Regions from separate parts of the Homo sapiens genome. Here region 2 is linked to region 1. Evidence: chromatin contacts called from ENCODE Hi-C data. All regions are on one chromosome and are shown on one strand. Each heading gives the region's core, a stretch centred on a gene start or an enhancer-like site at or near the end of the contact. The rest is flanking DNA. Distances are from core to core; before and after follow the strand shown.

Evidence for each region. A loop is a pair of places that touch in the nucleus more often than their neighbours do. Pooled maps may share reads with other maps.
Region 2: a map of CD4-positive, alpha-beta T cell shows a loop between it and region 1 (7-fold over the local background). The contact joins the promoter of EAF2 here to the promoter of POGLUT1 in region 1. A Hi-C loop is called at or near these places in 2 of 168 maps with a recorded cell type or tissue (CD4-positive, alpha-beta T cell and naive thymus-derived CD4-positive, alpha-beta T cell) and 9 of 50 pooled maps.

What each region holds. Positions count from the first base shown.
Region 1 is chr3:119,465,755-119,471,986 of GRCh38, reverse strand. It overlaps POGLUT1 (protein O-glucosyltransferase 1), which reads right to left and starts at 3,024. Exons shown (of 11, transcript NM_152305.3): 1 at 2,881-3,024; 2 at 2,077-2,167; 3 at 535-678. The coding sequence starts at 2,965. RefSeq lists a silencer at 2,748-2,947 and enhancers at 2,998-3,167, 2,860-3,360.
Region 2 is chr3:121,832,258-121,838,489 of GRCh38, reverse strand. EAF2 (ELL associated factor 2) reads right to left here and starts at 3,281. Exons shown (of 6, transcript NM_018456.6): 1 at 3,099-3,281. The coding sequence starts at 3,204. IQCB1 (IQ motif containing B1) reads left to right here and starts at 3,430. Exons shown (of 15, transcript NM_001023570.4): 1 at 3,430-3,524; 2 at 4,011-4,099.

The DNA of each region.
Region 1 (6,232 bases), core at 1,775-4,274:
CACTCTGTTGTATTATTTGCCACTGCCGGATTATTTGCCATAATCCAACTCCTGGGCTCAAGTAATCCACCACAAAGTGCTGGGATCACAGGTGTGAGCCACCACCACCCCATCTAGTTACTCCTCTTGACTCTACCACCTCCCCTTGAATATTCAGTATCTAGAACTACACTGGCCGATGACAGACATTCAACCAATTCCTCTTCCTCCTTCAGCCTAGCTCCCTCCTGCTAGGCCTGCTAGGCCTCATCAGCCTGTGTCCTGCCGCTACTATATCCCAGGGAAGGAGCAGAAGAGGCAGAGCCACCACCAGTACAACCAGTGATGAACCAAGCCTCACAGAGGAGACAGGCTTTGAGAGGAGCTCGCAAGAAAAATTCCCAGGCAAGGAGAAGAGCTCGTCACTATTTCATAGTCCGCCTGAAATGTGAGGAGGGATCTGCTTGTTAGTCCCATGAATTGGCTCCTCTATAAAAGGGTATCAAGCCCATATGTAATAAAGTCAGAAGATATATCTACCTCGTTAACTCTTACCTTGAGGGGAACATGCAGTCATTTTCCCGGTACAGTCTGTTCTTAGTGATCTGATAGTGGGTCCCTAGCTTCCGTCTGACTACCTCTGCCATCATCTTCCTGGAGATGCCTCCTCGGAAAGGAGTTAGATCCTCTTCTATGACACTGGGAAAGAATGGGAGTCATCAAGGAAAGCAGGCCAAGAGAGTGGTGCCATTCCACCTACTTCCTAAGTGCATTTAGGTTTCGTATTAGAGAACACAGTAAGTGGAAGGAAAGAATCGAGAGTGAGAATGAGCAGCTCTTCCCTAGAAGCCCTGTAGGTAATCTGAAACATCAAATGCAATAAAGCAATAAAAAGTAAAAAGCGGGTCAATGTCTCTTCTTCCTCCTTCCATCTGGATTGCCCCTCCCTTGGCAGTTCTGTATTTCTCTTTCGCTACTCATGCCACACCTGTGTCCTTCTAGTCACTTCAGTCCTCCTGGCATCTCCTCCCAATCCCACAGGAGGTGAAGTTTACGCCTTACAGTCTAGCACTGACTCTCTTGTTCTGGTCTGTCTGGTCCACACTCTCCCCCACAAGCCCTTACTCTGGTAGCGTGACAGCAGTAACCAAAATTACACTATTTTGTATTCCTTTTAAAGTGAGTGCATAGTAAGTTTTCAATAAGTATCATAAGCATCCAAGGAATTTTTTGAGGAGTCAAAAATAACATAAAAAGGAGCTTAAAAGACCCTGTTATTTAGCTGATGAAGAATCTGAGACCCAGAGGAGTTGAAGTGGCTCGGCACAGGGGTAACCAGTGGGAGTACCGGCACCAACACCCAAGTCTGTTTTCAGAGTTATCTTTCTACCATACCTCATCCCGGCCCTGATGTGCATTCTCTCTCTTTTTTGAGACGGAGTCTCACTCTGTCACCCAGGCTGGGGTGCAGTGGCATGATCTGGATTCAATGCAACCTCTGCTTCCCGGGTTCAAGCGATTCTCCTGCCTCAGCCTCCCGAGTAGCTGGGATTACAGGCACGTGCCATCATGCCCAGCTAATTTTTGTATTTTTAGTAGAGACAGGGTTTCACCATGTTGGCCAGGCTGGTCTCGAAATTCTGACCTCAGGTGATCCACCTGCCTTGGCCTCTCAAAGTGCTGGGATTACAGGCATGAACCACCATGCCCAGCCTGATGTGCATTTTCTAAAGATAACCATCAGGAAATTTAGGACTAGATTCAGCGATAGATGGGTTTATTTCCTCAACAATATTTATCGAGCACGCACTGACAGCTAGCACCAGGGAGACAACAGCAAATAAGACACAGACCCTGACCTCAGGAAGCTTGCAGCCCAGTGGGAAAAACAGATGCACATGCACTGAATCCCGCAGTGAGTCAGTGGTTAGGTTGACACCACCTGAGCCTTTCCCATGCGAGAGCATTTTTATTCCCCAGAAATAGAAAAACATCCTTGCCTTTCTGACCACTGCAACCAAAATCTCTCAAGGATGTTAGAATACTTCCTGTGACAGCAACTAAACTCTCAAAGACACATCAAAGAAAAGAACTCACCCATGGTAGCAGCTGCAGTTTTGACTTGAACATGGTTCGTAATTCTCCAAAGACCTGTTAATTTGGTCAATAAATACTTTCCATTTTGAACCTTTAAAAAGTGAAGTAAATGAGAGTTAAAAAAATTTTCCTGAATGTTATTTGCTGACACCACACCAACAGAAGAAACAGAAGACCAAAACTTTCAGAAATCCCCTTCCCATCCCACTGATGGAAACGAAACGCTAGGGAGGAATTTTTGTGTGTGCAACTCCCACGCTCACGTCAAGTCTGTTCCTCTATCCGGCTGTCAGGTGTCCAAGAAACTGGAAAATTCCCAAGCTTAATGCTCAACCCTCAGAATGCTATGGATAGTGACGCGGACTCTCACTTTCTACTAATCAAATTGAACTCCACAAAGAGGATCAGTTAAAAGCTACAGACATTAAACCCCTCTTCTCTTCTGGCAACGCATATACACACACGCTCGCGCGCACGACATTTGCCCCCATCCCCGACCCCTCAGTGTTTCAGGCAGGTCCAGAGTAGCCAAGCACGGGCCACGCCTCCTGCGGGTGAACGGGGAATTCCCTCTCCTCCCTGTCATTCTGAATTCCGGGGAATGGGTTACTCTCCAGGGTCCAGAGCAGGAGCAGAGACCCCGGCACCTCACTCTCCGCCGCAAGGCGCCCCGGTGCCTTCTGCCCAGCTCCGAGCTACAGCGGCCACGGCATCTTCCCGGGAGCCGGCCGCGCGGGGGAGCGCCTCGGGACTCCGGCCAGACCCCGAGCCCAAGGGGCAGGCTCGGCACTGCCCGGAGCCCACCTGACTCCTTCTGGCGGCCCTGCGCTGAGGGCAGGAGGAACAACAGCAGCCAGAGCCGAAGCGGCGAGCTAGCCCACCACTCCATCGCCGGCAGACCTACTGCAGATTCCCCGCTGCGGCGCTGGCGGAAGCGCGGCCCCGCACAAAGATGGCCCGGGAGCCGCAGCACGTGGGCGGCGGGTCGCCCCGCACAAAGATGGCCACCGTGGCCCCACCACCCTTCCTCCAGTCCCCAGCCTTGAGGCGGAGTTTCCCTGAGAAGGCTGCGCCGGGAAGGTGGGGAGGATAAACGAATGGACCAGTTGCCTATCCTCCCTCCCTGGCACCCCTGGGAAAATAGGTCTGCAGCCAGAAAACTGAAGGTCAGAGAGGGTATGTTTCACGGTTAGTGGCACAACCAAGACTTGGCATAGAGCCTAGGCCAAACAGTTCTTCTCTTGACGTCAAATTGCCTCTTATCAAATAGCATAAATTTGTTGAGCATGTGTGTGTGTGTGTGTGTGTGTGTGTGTGTGTGTGTACAGCACGGTTAGACCCCAAAGGTTGCAATTAGCATAGCAGGGATCCCTTTGTAATAGGAATTTATAACAGTTGGGGTGACTTAGACGTAGGAAAAAAGATCAATGGTGTTAAATAAAGTTTATGGGAGGTCGTTGTTTTGGACAGAACTCTGGCACTAGGCCTCAAGAGAGCAGACAAAACCAGAATGGAGGCAACTTGTCCTAGGTGCTGCGTAATTAAACTCAGCTTTAAAAGGGGTCAGTTTTCCAACAAATAGGAGAAGGGGCCCATATACCTGAGCTGGCATGATAAAGAAGTCCCCTCTGATGTAACTCTTTGAGGAAAGTAACTTCAAAATGACCAATCTGCTTTTTGTTCCTTATTTCTGCTTTCTTCAGCCCTTTTCTGCCTATAAGCCCAACCCCTTCTGCTCAGCTCATTAGAACACTTTTCTGTTTTATAGATGAGATGCTGCCTGATTCATGAATCACTAATAAAAGCCAATTCGATTTTTTTTTTTTTTTGAGACAGAGGACAGTCTAACTCTGTTGCCCAGCCTGGAGTGCAGTGGCACAATCTTGGCTCACTATGACGTCTGCCTCCCGGGTTCAAGCAATTCTTCTGTCTCAGTCTCCCGAGTAGCTGGGATTACAGGAGTGTGTCACCATGCCCGGGTAATTTTTGTATTTTTAGTAAAGACAGGGTTTCACCGTGTTGGCCAGGTTGGTCTCAAACTCCTGACCTCAGGTGATCTGCCCACCTCGGCCTCCCAAAGTGCTGGGATTACAGGCGTGAGCCACCATGCCTGGCCAAGAACTTTAAACTAAATTTGATGAAATTTTGTTTCTTGACAGTGGGCAACATGATACTGGACAATATAGGTATATAGTATAGTACAGGTATATATCTTTATACAGGTATATATAGGTCAGTGTAGATATATTTAGTAATCATAGAACTACAAATATTTATCTATTTTCTTTTTTTTTTTTTTTTTTGAGATGGAGTTTCGCTCTTGTTGCCCAGGCTGGAGTGCAATGGTTCAATATCGGCTCACCACAACCTCCGCCTCCTGGGTTCAAGCAATTCTCCTGCCTCAGCCTCCTGAGTAGGTGGATTACAGGCTTGCGCCACCACACCCGGCTAATTTTGTATTTTTAGTAGAGATGGGGTTTCTCCATATTTGTCAGGCTGGTCTCGAACTCCCGACCTCCGGTGATCCACCAGCCTCGACCTCCCAAAGTGCTGGGATTGCAGGCGTGAGCCACTGCGCCCAGCAATATTTATCTATTTTCTAAAATGTACATGGTTATATCCCTAAGCCTTGTGGAAATATGGAAATACAGGGAAGTACAAGATCAAATCTGTGCTCCCAGGAGTTTAGAACTAGTAGGGAAGACAAATATGCTTCCTTAGAGATAGTTTACAATTTAAGGCAATAGTTAAGTGCCACTGGTTTCAGTGGAGGAAAAGATCAATATGAAGTGGAAATCTGGAGAAAGGGGTAGGAGGGGTATATTTTGTACTGAAGAAAAGGAAACGTTACAGTTAAGGAATATTGTGCTGGAGTCACTAAAAATATGGGAGCCATAATTTGCAGAAGGTGGGGATCAAATTTAGCTTGACAGTAGTGGAGGCTTTAGGATGCACGTTAAGGAATGGTGGAAGAGAAAATAATGTTGATTACCTAGGAATGGGCCGTATCGGTCACATATTACACCCATATGGGCATTTGGTCTATATTCCACCAGGGCAGAACCACCCAGTTTTTGTATGAGTGAGGCTCACTTTGGGTGAACAGACAGGAAAAAAAATGTATATCCAAAACTATAGCATATTTCTTCTGGAATCCAAATGAAACTTTAGTCAAAAATTTTTCTACTTCCAGGAAGGTGTGCAGTACAGTCATGTGTTGTTTGACAATGGGAATATGTTTTGAGAAATGTGTCAGGCAATTTTGTTGTGTGAACATCATAGATTATACTTACACAAACCTAGCTAGTATAGCCTACTACATACTGAGGATATTTGGCATAGCCTATTGCTCCTAGGCTACAAACCTATTCAGCATGTTACTGTACTGAATATTACAGGCAATTGTAACACAATGGTAAGTATTGGTGTATCTAAACATTGAAAAGGTACAGTAAATGAGTAAAAATGATACACCTGTATAAGGCACTTACCATGAATGGAGCTTGCAGGACTGAAAGTTGCTCTGGATAAGTCAGTGAGTGGTGAGTAAATGTGAACACCTAGAACATTACGCTACTATAGATTTTATAAACACTGTACAGTTAGACCATACTAAACTTATAAACACGTTTTTCTTTCTTCAGTAATAAATTAGCTTATTGTAACTTTTTTACTGTACAAACCTTTTTTTTTCAACTTTTTGACTTTGTAATAACACTTAGCTTAAAACACAAGCACATTGTACAGCCATACAAAAATATTTTTTCTTTCTTTCTTTTCCTTCCTTCCTCCCTCCCTCCCTCCTTTCTTTTCTTTTCTTTTTTTTTTTTTGAGACAGTCTCGCTTTGTTGCCCAGGCTAGAGTGCAGTGGTGCTATCTCAGCTGACTGCAACCTCTGCCTCCCAGGTTCAAGCAATTCTCGTGCCTCAGCCTCCTGAGTAGCTGGCATTACAGGTGTACACCATAACACCTGGCTAATTTTTGTATTTTTAGTAGAGACAGGGTTTCGCCATGTTGGCCAGGCTGCTGTCAAACTCCTGGCCTCCCAAAGTGTGGGGATTATAGGCATGAGCCACTGCATCCGACCTATTTTCTTTATTTCTATCTTTATTCTATAAGCTTTTTTCTATTTCTAAAATGTTTTATTTTGTTTTTT
Region 2 (6,232 bases), core at 2,032-4,531, 2.4 Mb before region 1:
TGTCTTTTGTCCTCACACACTTTTTTAAAAGTATATAACTTCCGAGTTTCAAGTGGTTGAGTTCCAGAATTAAAGAATTTGCTGATTAATCTCATATTCATACTTTCTGTATGCTTCTAAATGTCAAACATATTCTCTTCCAAGTTGCTATGATTCCAGACTAAATAGTTCATTTCTCAGTTCTCCTTGGTTTGGAAACCCTACCACCAACTTTACCATTTATTTATTCTCTCTGGATTTCTTTCATCTATGCAATTTTTTCAGGTTTACAATGGAATTACTTATTATATTGCATGAAGAGTAGAAAACCATTTTCTACTTTGTATTTAATACCTTTTCTGCCAATGTTTATCGCTTTTCTGATTATTTTAACTGTAACATCACATAATGCCAATATTTTCATAAGAATCCACAATTATTATCATCAGTTTATTTTCCGGGATTTGAATGAATTCAACCAACTCCAAAACCCACACTGCTCATTAGCTCATCATTTAAGGACACAAAAAAGTGGTGTCATTTACAAACTTAGGATTTCACAATTCATTGCCTTATCTGGATATAAATAGTAAAACTAGTACTACTCCCAATTCAAAATTGATTCTAGTAGGTCCTGTTATTGAAACTCTTCTACCCGGTAAAGCACCTGTTGCTAAGCATTCAGCTTATCGTTGATAGAACATCCCATGCCCTTCCTACCACATGCCAGACTATCTTTTTGATAGTTTTTATTGCTAAACTCTGATAAATGCTGTTTCAAAGTCTGACTAAATTACATTCATTAGCACCCCTCGTACACATATGAATATAACTCTTCAACATTAATGGTGACTACTATTTATTCTCTACCCTGTGGCAAATATTGTTCCAGGTTGTTTATGCTATCTTATTTAATCCTTACACAAACCATGAAATGTAAATATTACTATTATCTTTTAGCCATAAGAAAACTGAGGTTGAGAGCTTAGAGAATGTTCCCAAAGTCACATTATATATATAGGTGGTGGAGACCAGGATTCACATCCGGGTTTGCCTGAAGTCTTATATCAGACAGGCAGAATTGCTCCTGTAAATAAAGGCAGAATATTACTTTCTCTCCAATGACATTGGCTTGAGGGTTGGTTATAAATTAGGTCCCCCTTATCTGCATGAACATCAGCTTCATACTATTCTACAATTTTCAAACCTCACTCTGAGTTCTTAAGAGTGAGGATTACATTGGAAATGAACCTGTCCTCAAGAATAATAAACAGTTTTATTTAAATAAATCTAAAATGATTCTGTGCCATTACCACACCTGCTTCAACAACAACAATAAAAGAAAATAAGGACTGAAAACTTTTCTAATAGTTCTGTCTTCCACAGGACTAAGTGTGTATTCAAACATGTATGTTTGTTTATTTATTATTGTCATTATTGTTGTTTTGCTTATTTTTGTTTATTTTCATTCTGGTAGCTGGATCATCTGATCCTCTGACTTTCAAGATACTGGCATTTTCAGAACCTTTATAAATGAAAGGCTGTGAAGGACCTGCAAGATTATTTTCAAAGGCAATTTTTTATTCATTTAAATTGGGATTTGTGCCCTACATAAGAGAATATATACCCAAATCATATAGAAATATATTCTTAAGCAAATTTTTATAATCTTAAGCCCTTGTAACTTGAAAAATTAATATTAAGACTATTGCATACCTGAGAAGGAAGAGAAAAGGAGAGAGTAGATACTATTTGAGAAAAAGGCATGGAAAAACCAGATAAAGACGCATATCACACTTCCGGAAAATGGGACTGAAGAGAGAGAAACTGCAGAGCCAGCACAGCACCATCTCATCGTGGGGAGCTCTGGATGAGAAAGTATATGATAAAGAAGAATAAACAAGGGACACTGTTGAAGAGTTTCTGTTCACAAATATCTCACCCATTTATTCTACCAATTGGATGTTAATTTTGCTTTAAAAAAACCCTTTTAGTAAATATATTCTTGCAGGGTTAAAACCAGTGGTTCTTCATACCTTTACTTTGAGTAACTATAACTAAATTGTCTACAACTTAAATAAACTTTTGGGAGAATGTATGCTTTAATTAGTTGTTTTGATTGAACCATGGAACATTTCAGAGTAAAAACCATAAAGGTCTCTAAACAACCCGAGAACAGAATGACTGAGAAAGGCGGAATGATGAGATATTAAGGAAGGGCAAGGCTGGGGAAAGGAAGTGAAAAAATACTTACAGTTTTACCACAGAAAAATGAGAAGTTATAATTCAGTGATCTTGAAGTTTCCTTCCCGCTCTACAATTCTATGACAGTTGTTATGCAAAAAACGAATGTCTTACACATAAAAACTTATATGCTATATTTTCCTTCCTGGAATCTATATCATCCAACTGCTAAAGCAAAAGAGCTCCTTTTTCTACTCCAACAACATAAAAGAGAATAATTTATTAAAACTAGTTCCAGAGGACATAAAGAAAACCAAAGGGTAGAAATCATAGGGAGGTAAGCATCTTCCAAATAAAGAAATTAATAACACACCCTCGAATACTTTGATAATCAGTATTTGATAACTGAGTGAAATCTGGGGTCCAAAGAGATATACAGATCATTGGGATGGTTGAGAATTTCTCCCTTTGCAAAGAACACACCAAATAAGAACCCTCATCTGCCAGAGGTGAGAAAAAGTGATGAAAAGAGAGAATATTGCCCCACCAGCCTCAAGGCATTCAAGTTCCCCGGCATTCGGTCCTTAGTCCCTTCCCATTTGTCACCTTATTATTTTCCTGTCCACCCCTGCATCATCCACCTGTCACGTCTGTCTCCACAGTCACCTCTACAGACTTTTTTCACACTTTCCCTTCCTGTCTGCTGGTCTCAACGCTCTCTGTCCAGGGTTTACCCACATTTGCTCTACTCCGATTCCTTCCACCGACCCCCTAAGACTCCGAGCAGGTTAGAGGATCGCGCTGCCTCCCCCCTCCCCGCCCCGTAGTCTCCAACAGTGTAAGGGGTACTGTGGGAACAAAACCCAGAGGGGTTTGTGCCTCTTCACCCCCATCCCGGGAGGCTCCCCCTCTATCCCCGGATGGTCCTCACTCACAGCGCACAGTGTGGAAGGCGCAGCGCGGCTGCTTCTCGAAACTCTCCCCTAACTTGAGAACCCGCTCGCGACGGTCTAGGTGTGAGAATCCCGCTGCGCTATTCATAATTACTCTCCTGCTTTGACTTTAACTCCGCCACCAGCGCTCACTATCTGCCACCTCAGCCTGAAGCAGCTGCACTTGATCCCGCCAGCCAAGTCACCCAGACTCCACCCCGCGCTCGACGCGCACCGCCCCACCGGAGCGTCTCACGTTCTGATTGGCTTATTAGCAAAGGGCGCTCCGCCCCTTGACTCCGAGGCTCCTAGTCCCGCCTCCAGGCCCCTTCCCGCGTCGCGACGCACGCTGCCCCGGAAGGCCGCGGCGCTGTAGTGCGGCGTGGGAGCCCCAGGTTCTTTAGTGGAAGAACGCGAAGCGAGGATGAGGTAACTTATCTGAGGTGGTGGCTGGGGAGGGAGAGGGCCCCAGGGCGCCTACCAGGAGGCCAGGACCCCAGGCTCCTGGACGAAGTCAGCCGGCTTGTAAGAGCTCTTAACGGGAGAATCGGCCTGCCCTCACGCCCACTCTGTAGAGATCTGGTGTGGAAACTGAGGCCTGGGGAGGTGCAGTGTCCAGGCACAGGGCCTAGTGTCTTATCCAAGGCCTGGTAGCGCGAAAGCCGGGTCTAGAATCTGGAGTAAAGGAGCCCAGAGGCCCCAGAATCTCGGTCCTTAGACTTGAAGCGACGCTGTTACCTCAGTAATCGTTTTCTGACCTTTTTGTACCAGAGGAAGTTTCTTGTGGTCCTAGGACTGGAGAAGGGGATGTGTAGTGGGGAGGAGAAAGAGGATTCGGAGATAGCAACTGCAGACATTTAGGATCAGCCGCAACAGGATCGCACTGAATTTCCTTTTCATTTATTTTCCTCACAGTGATCCGTGGAGGCAGTAACAGGCGCGGCGAGGGAGAAGTGATTCCCGAAGAATCAAGGCTGGGCCGGACCCGGTGGCCTGGCAACAGGGTAGTAGCCTTAAAATAGATAAATAATTGTCTTTTTGTGTCAAATTTCATGAATTTAATGTAAAGATGGGAGAAGTGTTGAATTATAGGAGAAACACTCGAGAAAGTTTACAGATGGTTTCCATAACAGGTGGTTTTTCAGGGTAATTACGCAATCCAACTGCACTCCCTCACCTTCTGCCTTAGGCACATTTGTCAATTGATTTTGGGGTAGGTGGTTATGTCTCCTTCAACCTGTCTGTGTAAATCCTACCCTTTGAAGGTGTGCCGAAGCTGTTTCATATCGTAGTTAAATGCTTTAAGGCAGATGGTGGCTCTAGTTTGAACCCCTGCTTTATACTTAACAGTGTGACTTTGTGCCAGCTAATTACATTCTCCAGAGTTTAAGTATGCTCATTGTTCAAATTGGGAAAAAAATAATAGTATCTGTTCCTTAGAGTTGTTGGAATGATTAAATGAGTTAATACATGAAAGCAATTAGAACAATTCCTGGAGCATGATAAGAGGTCTCCAAATGGTTATTTAAGGCCCAGCTCTACACTTATACTACATTTTAAGACCATCTTGGTGGCTGCCTTCTCTTCTAAATAGAATCATTCTAGGAGGTAGGAATTGCTATTTTGTTTACAGCAAGAAAAATGGTTCAGAGAAGCCCAGTCCTCTGACTTTATGGCCTGTATTCTTATCTGTGTCATCTATTTAGCATTTAACATATATCTGATATTCTTAAGTATATTTTTTTGTATCTGTGTGTGTGTACACATGTACATAAACATACTTTTCTTTCCCAACCAGAACAATAGCAGAGAGTATGTCTTGTGTAGAATCTTTGCATCCCCTGCATCTACCATACTGCTCTGCACATATTTGTTGATGACAATAATGATTTAGTGATGTTTTATTACGGTAGCCAGGAGGGCACAAACTGTTTTGAGCCTATTTTACGTTAGAGAGGCTTCCAACTATAAATCTGAGCTTTCTCTATTGTAACAAGAGAAAAACAGAAAGTCAAGAAATTGAGGCTCAGAATGCCTGAGGTTTGTGCATTTACTCATACTTTCAACCTGTATTTAGCAAATCCTAGTACGTGCCAGGTACTAGTCTAGCCACTGGGAATACAGTTGTGAACCAAAGATATAAGAAGGCAGCCAGCAAAGATGGTCTTAAAATGTAGTATGATGGTAGAACTGGGCTTTAATAATAACCATTTGGAGAGCTCTTACTATGTGCCAGGAATTGTTCCAATTGCTTTCATGTATTAACTCATTTAATCATCTCTAAGGGATAGGTAGGTTGCCCTCATGAAGCTTACCTTCTGAGGTGAATTTTCTCCAAACATATATTAAAATGAACTATGTTGTACTAGCTCAAGAATAGACAAACAGATTAAATTACTAGAAACTAAGTAGAGTCCAAAAAGATACCCTGTGTATGTGTATGTATACATAGTGCATGAAAATGTGACGTTTCAGATTGTTTCTGTTATGTCTATTCATAACTAGTTACCTTATGAATTTATGACTACTGTGTGCATTTTTTAATCCATCAATAACTTTAACATTAAAAATTAGATTCTTATATGACACCATTCACAAAAATACCTTACTTTAGAAGATATGTAAGGAAAACAAAACCAAAAAAACATGAAGATTTGGAGAATGTTTTTTATCTCTTGGGTTAGAGAGGACCTTTCTAAACAGGACACAAAAGACAGATGCCATAGAGGAAAAGATTGTTATATTTCATATGTAAAAATTGTAAAAATGGCTGGGCGCTGTGGCTCATGCCTGTAATCCCAGCACTTTGGGAGGCCGAAGTGGGCAGACCACTTGAGGTCATGAGTTCAAGACCAGCCTGGCCAACATGGTGAAACCCCATCTCTACTAAAAATACAAAAATTAGCTGGGCACGTTGGCACACGCCTGTAATCCCAGCTACTTGGGAGGCTGAGGCATGAAATCACTTGAACCCAGGAGGTGGAGGATGCAGTGAGCTGAGATTGCACCACTGCACTGCAGCCAGGGTAAACAGAGTCAGACTCTCTCTCAAAAAAAAAAAAAAAAATTGTAAAATTATGGTAAAGACCCCATAGTCAAATTTAAAAAAATAAATGACAAGGAGAAAATTTTACAGC